2 separate regions of the Homo sapiens genome follow, and region 1 is linked to region 2. Evidence: chromatin loops called from intact Hi-C (ENCODE). Cell type or tissue: GM12878. All regions are shown on one strand. Each heading gives the region's core, and the rest is flanking DNA. Links, peaks and the distances in the headings are about the cores only.

Evidence for each region. Peaks named below come from ENCODE experiments on the same cell type or tissue, not always from the same donor. Only the 100,000 strongest peaks of a DNase experiment are listed, where the experiment ranks them.
Region 1: it touches region 2 in a loop (9-fold over the local background); 1 of 110 quality-filtered maps calls a loop at or near these places.

Annotation. Positions count from the first base shown.
Region 1 is chr18:36,491,684-36,496,079 of GRCh38, forward strand. The region is part of intron 3 of FHOD3 (formin homology 2 domain containing 3); the gene reads left to right. Among named protein-coding and RNA genes, the nearest start is that of FHOD3, 200 kb to the left of the region's middle. In GM12878, for the core only: no CTCF peak of the experiment used is centred there; no DNase peak of the experiment used is centred there.
Region 2 is chr18:36,364,765-36,369,160 of GRCh38, forward strand. All of the region lies in intron 2 of FHOD3 (formin homology 2 domain containing 3), which reads left to right. Among named protein-coding and RNA genes, the nearest start is that of FHOD3, 69 kb to the left of the region's middle. RefSeq lists an enhancer at 2,475-2,524. In GM12878, for the core only: no CTCF peak of the experiment used is centred there; DNase peaks (open chromatin) are centred at 1,297 and 2,427; H3K27ac peaks cover 3,404 bases.

The DNA of each region.
Region 1 (4,396 bases), core at 310-4,309, 130 kb after region 2:
TTCAGACTGGCTTCTTTCACTTTTTAGAGGAACAGCATCACGGTGCTGCCTCCTCCGGGCACCTGTACACAGATCTTCCCATATACATTTAAGTTTCTTCTGTGTCTTTTTGTGGCTTGACAGCTCATTTCTTTTTATTGCTGAATAATAAACACTCCATTGTATGGATGTTACTAGTTTGTGTATCCTTACCTTCTATGGGTGGGGGACATCTTGGATGCTTTGAAGTTTTAGCCATTATGAATATGGATATGATTTTCACATCTTCTGTGAAAGTATGGCCAAATAAACATGGTAGAGTAGGGCTATGTATTTGGCCCATTTACAGAAAGCAAGACTCCAGAATGTTCTTGGGTTTAGCTAACCTGTAAAGCTGTGACCAGGCCAGATGTTGAGGGAATTAGGAATCTGGATGATATCTGATCCTCCCGTGTTCTTTCCAGTCCTCCACGTGGTCTTAAAAATTAAATCATTTATTGACATATTAGATGCTGGGGACACTATTTTCTCTTCCTCAGTTTCCCTCTTTGCACAGCATTTCTCACTGTGGTTCATTTTGTTCCATGTCACCTCATCTGAACCTCCACTCTCCATCCCCAGGCTCACAGGTTCTGCCACTCCTTCCTCTGGGAACCCTTAGTGTTACCATCACCTTCTCACATGACATTGCCATGGTTTGGGGACATGTCTGTCTCCCCAAATAGGCGAAATTTTATGGAAAAAAGTATTGGGCAAAAGTTTGTTCCCATATATCCCCTCCAGCTTCCCCAATTTCCCATTAGTAAAATCTTGCATGAATGTGGTACGTTTGTTACAACTGATAAACCAACGGCTGAGACTGTTTTCATTTACAATTATAACCTCATGCTCAGCATAGCACCTACCTAGTAGATAACCAATCATTAAGATTATTGTAGGGTTTATATACTCATAAGTATTTAAAATGTGATTATAATCCAAGGGAATTGGGATTTCAATAAGTTCTTCTTAAGCAGTCTTCTGTCTTACCAGGTCTCATGACCTTGTCATTGTTCACGTGTAGCCTCCTCATCCTCAGGCTAAATCGGGGGTACCTCAAGCCTCCACTACTCACAGTCATCCCCACAGACAAAAGGGATGAGTCAGACTTCTCAAAAGCAAAGCCTTTGCTTTGGCATGTGTGTGTTTTCTCTCTGAATTTACACGGTGGCATAAATGTCATGGCTAGGATGTGAGTGAGTTTCAGTGGCTCAGTTGTTTACCTTATTTTTATTGTACAATCACATCATACGGCCAATTCCATTTCTGTTAGCCATTTTCAGTTACTCTTCTGCATTTCCTTGAGGCTCCAGTCCCAGCTCTGGGGCCAGCATCTATGGTACCTCTCTGCCTACATTTCTTCACCTGTTCAATGAAGATGTTGGATTCGGTCCATGATTTTTACCCTGCAGTTCACAGAATGTCCTGAAAGACCACAGGAAGTTTCTGGGCATCCATATCCCTGAAATTGTATTAACATCTTGTGTATCTGAACTTTTTCTTTTCTTTTTCTTTTTTTTTTTTTTTTTTACAACTTGTATATGGAGGCCATAACTCCAACAAGCTTCAAAATCACAGGAAAATAAGATTTCCAAAGTCCGACCAAGCAATTTTTTTTCACTGTAAAATAAAGTTTTCGTGATGCCACATTTTCTCTTGAAAACATCAGCAGGTAATAATGGAGTGAGGCTGCGGGTTGAAATGAGCCATGCTTCCTGGGGGTTCGTTTGTCACGTGCCGCATTTGAGTTCTTGAGAACAAGGTCTAGAGTCCAATTCTCTTGCCTCACTCAGTGCTGACAGTAACTTGGGTTGCGTGCTTCCTGGCTAGGGAAATGGGCGTCACCCAAGCCTGGCCAGTCATTTTGTAGAGGCTGTCTTGGGTCGTGTTTCAGAGAGTTGTTTTTCACCAACTCTCTCTGACTGGTGTTTGAAGAGCAAATGGCACACAGCTAAATGCCTGGCAGATAAGGAGCTAATTTCTCATGGCTGCACCTGAAAAACCATGATGGTTGTATTGTCAATAACTGCTGCCAACAGACTGTCAGTGTAGACCTGGACATTGCGCCTGTGAATAAATCTCCTCTTGAAACGTGGTATACTTTGCAGCAGCCCAGGGGAAAAAGGAAAGTTATTGTCTTCCCTGAGCAGAGGAGAGGCTCTGGGGACGTGGTCCAGGTTTTCCCACGGGGAGCTTCGTTAATGTATTTGACACTTGATGAGAGAAGCATGTGCTGTAATTATTAGTCTCACAGTTCAGCGATTTTTATAGACCCCAAAGCGTGATACTGTAGATGTATCTTTCACTCCCCTACTTCCGTTCTTGAAGGGGATTTTTGTTCCTCCCCCTACATATTCTTTCACTGATGTAAATTGGTTCTCATTTTTCTCATTGGGCCCTTCTAATTAATGTTCTGGTCTGTCTTTCCCCACACACTGAAGTTTTCTTCATTGTGCTCTTGGCTGAACAGGAAGCATAGCACCCCTTTGGCTGTACTTTTCAGCACTGATCTTTGTGGGCCACAAAGGGGTTTTGAGACAAAGCAGGAATGGTCCCCAGGGGTCTCCAATGCTTTGCCCTCTACTCTTGTTATTACAAGCTAGTTTACAGCATAATACATGATTGCAACTATTAAAGGGACATAGTTCATTTTAAAAGGCAAGAAACATGGCAAGAAAGGATGGAGGGGCAGTTCTAAAGACTTCCACAAATAATGTTCTGATTACACCTTCTTGTGGTTACCAAAGATAAGCTTCTAATTGCATTTACTCAAAGGCTAATGCTACCCAAATGAGTATACCCCAGGCAGATTTAATTTGGAAGCGGTGGGAGAAAAAATGCATATGTTTCTTCATTTATTTATTGGCCAAGTGCAAGCTGTACTTAACCTAAAAGTAAGGGATGTATAATCAGCCTGCCCCCAGCTTCTCCCCAGCTGCTGGAATCAGCAATCAGCAGTACTTCTCCAGGACCTTCTGCAGCCTTAGCTCTCATTGGCTGCTGGCCACCCCTTGGGGCTGTGCTGGGGGGACCTCTTTGCACACCTCCCACCTGGCAGTCCCAGAGCTTCAGGAGAAAGGCAAATCTTAATGACTCCAGTTTGATCTCAGCCCCCATTTCTGCTTTGAGTTTTACTGTTATACTTTTTTTTTGTTTGTTTGAGAAAGAGATAGAATTTCTGCTGGTAGGTAGAAGAGGATCCAGCAGGCATTTCCCTATGTCAGACGTCATGCCCAAACCAGCAACTCTGATGTGACAGCCCTGTCACCTCCGCTCTGTCGCCAAGGCTGGAGTACAGTGGCATGATCATGGCTCACTGCAGCCTTGACCTCCTGGGTTCAAGCAGTCCTCCCACCTCAGCCTCCTGAGTAGCTGGGGCTGTAGGCCACCACCCCTGGCTAATTTTTGTATTTTTTTTTTGTAGAGGCAGGATTTCACCAGGTTGCTCAGTCTAGTCTCAAATTTCTTGGCTCAAGCGATCTGCCGGCCCTGGCCTCCCAAAGTGCTGGGATTACACGTGTGAGCCACTGTGCCCGGCCTTTTTATGCTTTTTTGACATTCACCAGGAAGGGACCCACAGTGTCATGTCTTGGTTGCTCAGCACCTTTTTTTCCTTGATGCTCTGATTTAGAGCTTTCCACCTGAGTCTGGGATGGCAGGAACCATCTGCTCCCCTGCAACCTCCCCTGATTGGAGCTGTACTACCCTCACTAACATGTGTTCATGGCCAAGGTGAGCAAAGAGAAGCAAGGAGAACCTCTGCGAACTCACGAGAAAAGTTTGGGATTCGCATATAGGTGAAGCCTCTGCAGCTGCCCTCTTGCTGGCTTAGGGTAGTCTACAGCCCCCTTCTGCACCACATGTGGAATCTACTTTATTTTGCTTTGCCTGATTTTCAGGCAGTGGGCACACTTGAATTCCTTTCCTTGAGATTCAGGAGCTGTTAGGACAGTCTATACAGTATATTGCATGTAGCTGGAGGGTCAGTGGACCTGCAACTAGGCTGTGCCAACCACAGATTGAAGTCATATGTGCACATGCCTCTGCACACACACACACCCACATATACACGTGGGAGACCCACACAGTGAGCACAGCCTGCAGAGTAGAGAATTGGATTGCAGAACTAGGGAGCACGATGTCTGTCAGTCATCCTACCTCGAGGAATCCTTGCACACACCTGCATAACCCAGACTGAAAATACCTGAATCTACATAGACAGGCTGCTTCTAAAGAAGGGGTGATTGGAGTTCCATAGGAAATGGATCCAAGAGTGATGTAAAGAATGTCTTTGGGAATCTGGCAGGCCAGGTACCGTTCCTGGTTGAGCCCTTCACATTCTAGTCTCAGCTGAAGGAGAGGCCTGCACAGCCTTGGT
Region 2 (4,396 bases), core at 234-4,233:
TCTGCCTCCGCAAGAAGAGAGGACATTTCAAAGAATGGGCGGTTGAGGACACTGTGCCACAAAGGCAAGTTGTGAGAGGAGCAAGGCAAGGCTGGGAGTGGTGAGCAGGAGATTTAGGGTGTCTGAAGGGGGAGAAAGCAGAAGGGTGGTGGGGGCAGAGGCTGGCAAGGAGAGACTGGGGGCTGTGAAGAGAGCCAGCAGGATTTCCCAGGAGCTGAAATCTGTGAACAGCTTGAACAAGGGCTGTGTCCCATCACAGGGTACGTGAGGGTGGAAGACAAGAGAATGAGCTAATCAAGATGTCAAGGACCTCATACCAGACACAAAGATGAACTGAAAACAGACCATAGTCCTAAGTGTAAGGGCCAAAACAATGAAACTCCCAGAGGAAAACAGGAGCAAGTCTCCATGACTGGGTTAGGCAGTCATGGTTCTTGCCACATGTGCTTTCCATGTCTTAGATATGACAAAAGCATAAGTGACAAGAGAAAAAAATAGTTTGGACTTCATAAAAATTAAAGCCTTTTGCATCCCCAAAAGACATAATTGGTAAAGTGAAAACACAAGCCACAGAATGGGAGAAAATGTTTGTAAATCATATATCTGATATCTGATGACCTGGAAGACAGGCCATGTGAAAGAAGCCAGACACAAAAGGTGAAGTACTGTTTAATTTCATTTGTATGAGATGGCCAGAAAAGACACATCTCTAGAGGGACAGAGTAGATTGGTGGTTGCCTCTTGCTGAGTGTGGGGACACAGAGCGATTGCAGATGGGTATGAAGGTTTGGGGGTGTTTTTGCATTGATGAAAAAGTTAAAAAAGTTAGATTGTAATGACTGTATAACTCTATGAAGATACTAATAATCAGTGGATTATATCCATAAAACAGGTGGGTTTTATGGTACCTAAATTATACCTCATTAAAGCTTACAAAAAACGTGTAAGGGAATGACTATGGAAGAGAGACACTGAGCTGGTGACGGCCGGGCTAGGTGTGGGGAGAAATTCCAGCTTCTGTGATGAGAGGACACTAGCTGAGCGGAAGTTGACTGAGAAAGTTCATTCCGTCTGCCTCATGTCTTGTTGAAGTGAGGGTGAAGGAAACTGGAAGATGAGAGAACCAGACTGGCCTCTCTGAGAAGGTATCTAGAGAGTTGACCTGTTTTGGTAGGTCCCTTTTCCCCAAGTGCACAAACTTCACACTTTGGTTGTAGCACATGTTGCCCAGGGTGCTTCCACCTGGGTCCCCTGTGTGTCTCGGACTCCTCACACCTTCCAGTTAAAGTAGATGACTCATTCCTCAGAGGCTGACGCACTTAGAGTTGCACACACAGGAGGCACAGACATTAGTATAGTCCCTTGAGAAAATTAAAATGCTACATCATGGGAACTTTAATGAAGAACAGGAAAAAGCATCAAATAGTAACAAATGGATTATTATTGTCGATTCTTGAATGGGCAGTGAAGAGAGAACGAGAAAAAGGTATGATGAGGAGAGAGGTGGGAGGAATGAGAAGAGGCAGACAAAAATGAAGCAAGAGACATACAGAAAGTGAGAATATTCAGACATTAAGACAAATGGAACGAGGGAGAGAAAGTGGCTGAAAGAACAGTAATATCAACAAGGGTATTACCTAACATTATTCAGCATTTATCACATGCCAGCCATGTCCACAGCATGTTACTTGCATTGATTGATTGAATTCTCACACCCTCAGGAGAAGGTAGACATTATCTTATTTTACAGACAATAAAGCCAAGGCTCAGAGAGGTTAAGTAACTTGTCCAAGATCACACAGCTGGCTTCAGAGTCGATGTTTTTCTACCTCTACAGTCTGCCAGGGGAGAAGAGAACACACCCGGAGATTAATGTAGTGGCAACTGCCTCTCTTGCTTAAACTTTGAGCTTCTGGGCAAGTTAATCTTAGCTAGCACTGTCCTTTTACTAGCTGATGACTGGTTCAAATCCTCCTCCATCTCTTTATCCCTGAGATGGAGTGCCAGTTGAGCCCCACAGCTCCAGAAGCTTACTAAGAGCTTTTTACTCCTGGGGCAACTGTTGAGGGGGCCCTTGTCCCTACTTTTGCCAGATGGTGAAACATCTGTTTCTATCCTTGACTGAAACTATAGTTTATTTCTTCTAATTTAAGTGGAGGAGTACTTGGGAGCATTGATTTCACTGTTGGTTGCTGGAGAAAGTCATCAAGCTTCTGTCTCTATACCACTCAATTAAATAATGTAAGCACTTGTTCTTATAGTCACAAAGGGCTTTATATGTTACTCTTGTAAAAAGGCTCCCTTGAGACACAGGGTCAGAACTGAAACATGCAGGTTTCTGTGAACCTTAGTTGGTTAAACCAGACTTTTCCCAAGGCCACTGATATTACTGTAACAGAAGTCTGTGTATTCTGAGAAGGCAGGATGTTTCAGAAAGTTCTTTTAGCGGTAGTGCCGTTGTGTCCCTGGTGCGTGTGCCTCCATAGGGGTTTCCTTGAGTTGCTTATCTATTTTAGATAGTCCCCTTGGCACTTGGGTAGCCTTGGCCTTGGCCTTGGTTGTGAGCAGCCCATTGGTTGTGGCTGCCTGCTCCAAAGAGTGGCTGTTCAGAAGCTGGTGATGTGTCCCTGGCAGTGGCTGTGCTGATAGGAAAGGAATCCGAGTCTCCCTGGGGAGATTAAGGTCAAGCTGAGCCGCGTTGCCTTCTGGGTCACTGGATTCTGGGTACTTGGCGCATTCCACTTCATCTTGCTGCAAAAACACAGACTCAAAAGGAGTGGCAGCTGCAAAACTAACCCAGAATGCTGGTATCAGGGAGAAAAGGATGGCTAAGGTGCTTACAGTAAATACATACTGACAGCCTCTCTTTGGTATGTGGAAGCCCTATGAAGGCAGATATCAAATTTTGTATTAGTCAGGGTTCTCCAGAGACACAGAACCAAGAGAATATCTATCTATCTGATATGGATTGGCTCTGTGTCCCCAACCAAACCTTGTCTCAAATTGTGATCGTCAGGTGTGGAGGGAGGGACCTGGTGGGAGGTGATTGAATCATGGGGGCAGTTTCCCCCATGCTGTTCTCATGATAGTGAGTGAATTCTCATGAGATCTTAGGCTTTAAAAGTGTTTGGCAGTCACCCCCCCATCCCTCCCCACCGCTTTCTCCCCAGCCACCTTGTGAAGAAGGTGCTGCTTTCCCTTTACCTTCCACCATGATGGTGAATTTCCTGAGCCTCCCCAGCCATGTGGAACTGTGAGTCAACTGAACCTCTTTCCTTATAAATTAGCCAGTCTCAGGCAGTTCTTTAGAGCAGTGTGAAAACGGACCAGCTCCTATTCTCTCTCTCTCTCTCTCTCATCTATGTAATCTATCTATCTAGAAATATTTATTTTTAAGGAATTGGCTCAGGCAGTTGTGGGGACTGGCAAATCTGAAATCTTCAGGGCAGGCTAGCAGGCTGGAAATGCAGGTAGGATTTCTATATTCCTGTCTTAAAGCTCCATATACTTTGTGCATCTCATAGAGTACATCTCATACGTATGTATGAGTTCAGAAAATAATAGTCTAAAGATGCAAATCTTGAGAGGTTGTCCATGTGAATTCACTGTAAGCAGCTTAGCATCCTTTTCTGCCTGATATTGGCACCAGTAGAATGAGGGAATGAATGAGAGGAGCACACATCTGGGGGGCAGCTCTGTGGAGATGTTAGGGGCACTGACTCTAGGGTCAGACTGCCTGGGTTGAGTCTGAGCTCTGTCGCTTTCTAGCTGTGTGACTTCAGCTCCATTGCTTAACTTTTCTGGGCCTTGATTTCCTTATCTTTAGAATGTCAATAATGTTATCTACCTGTATTTGTCCATTTTCACACTGCTATAAAGACATACCTGAGACTGGGTAATTTATAAAGGAAAGAGGTTTAATTGACTCACAGTTCTGCATGGCTGGGGAGGCCTCAGGAAACTTAGAATCATGGCAGAAGGTGAAGGAGAAGCAAAGGCACATCTTACAGGTGGCAGGTGAGAGTGAGTGAGAAAGCAAAGTGGGAAGAGCCCCTTATAAAACCATCAGATCTTATGAGAACTCACTATCACAAGAACAGCATGGGGGAAACCACCCCCCTGATCCAATCACCCCCCACCAGGTCCCTCCCTCACACCTGGGGATTACAAGTCAAGATGAGATTTGGGTGGGGACACAAAGCCTAACCCTATCACTACGTCATAGAAATTTTCTGAATACTAAATCTGTAAAAAGTACTTAGAACCTCATCTGGCGCATGATAAGCATTCCATAAATGTTAACAACTATTATTATTTCTGAGCCGAAACTGACATAGTGTCCCATAGTGGGGAAGGGAGTATGCCTGTGATTCTTTAATTTTCCTTTGAAAGTTTT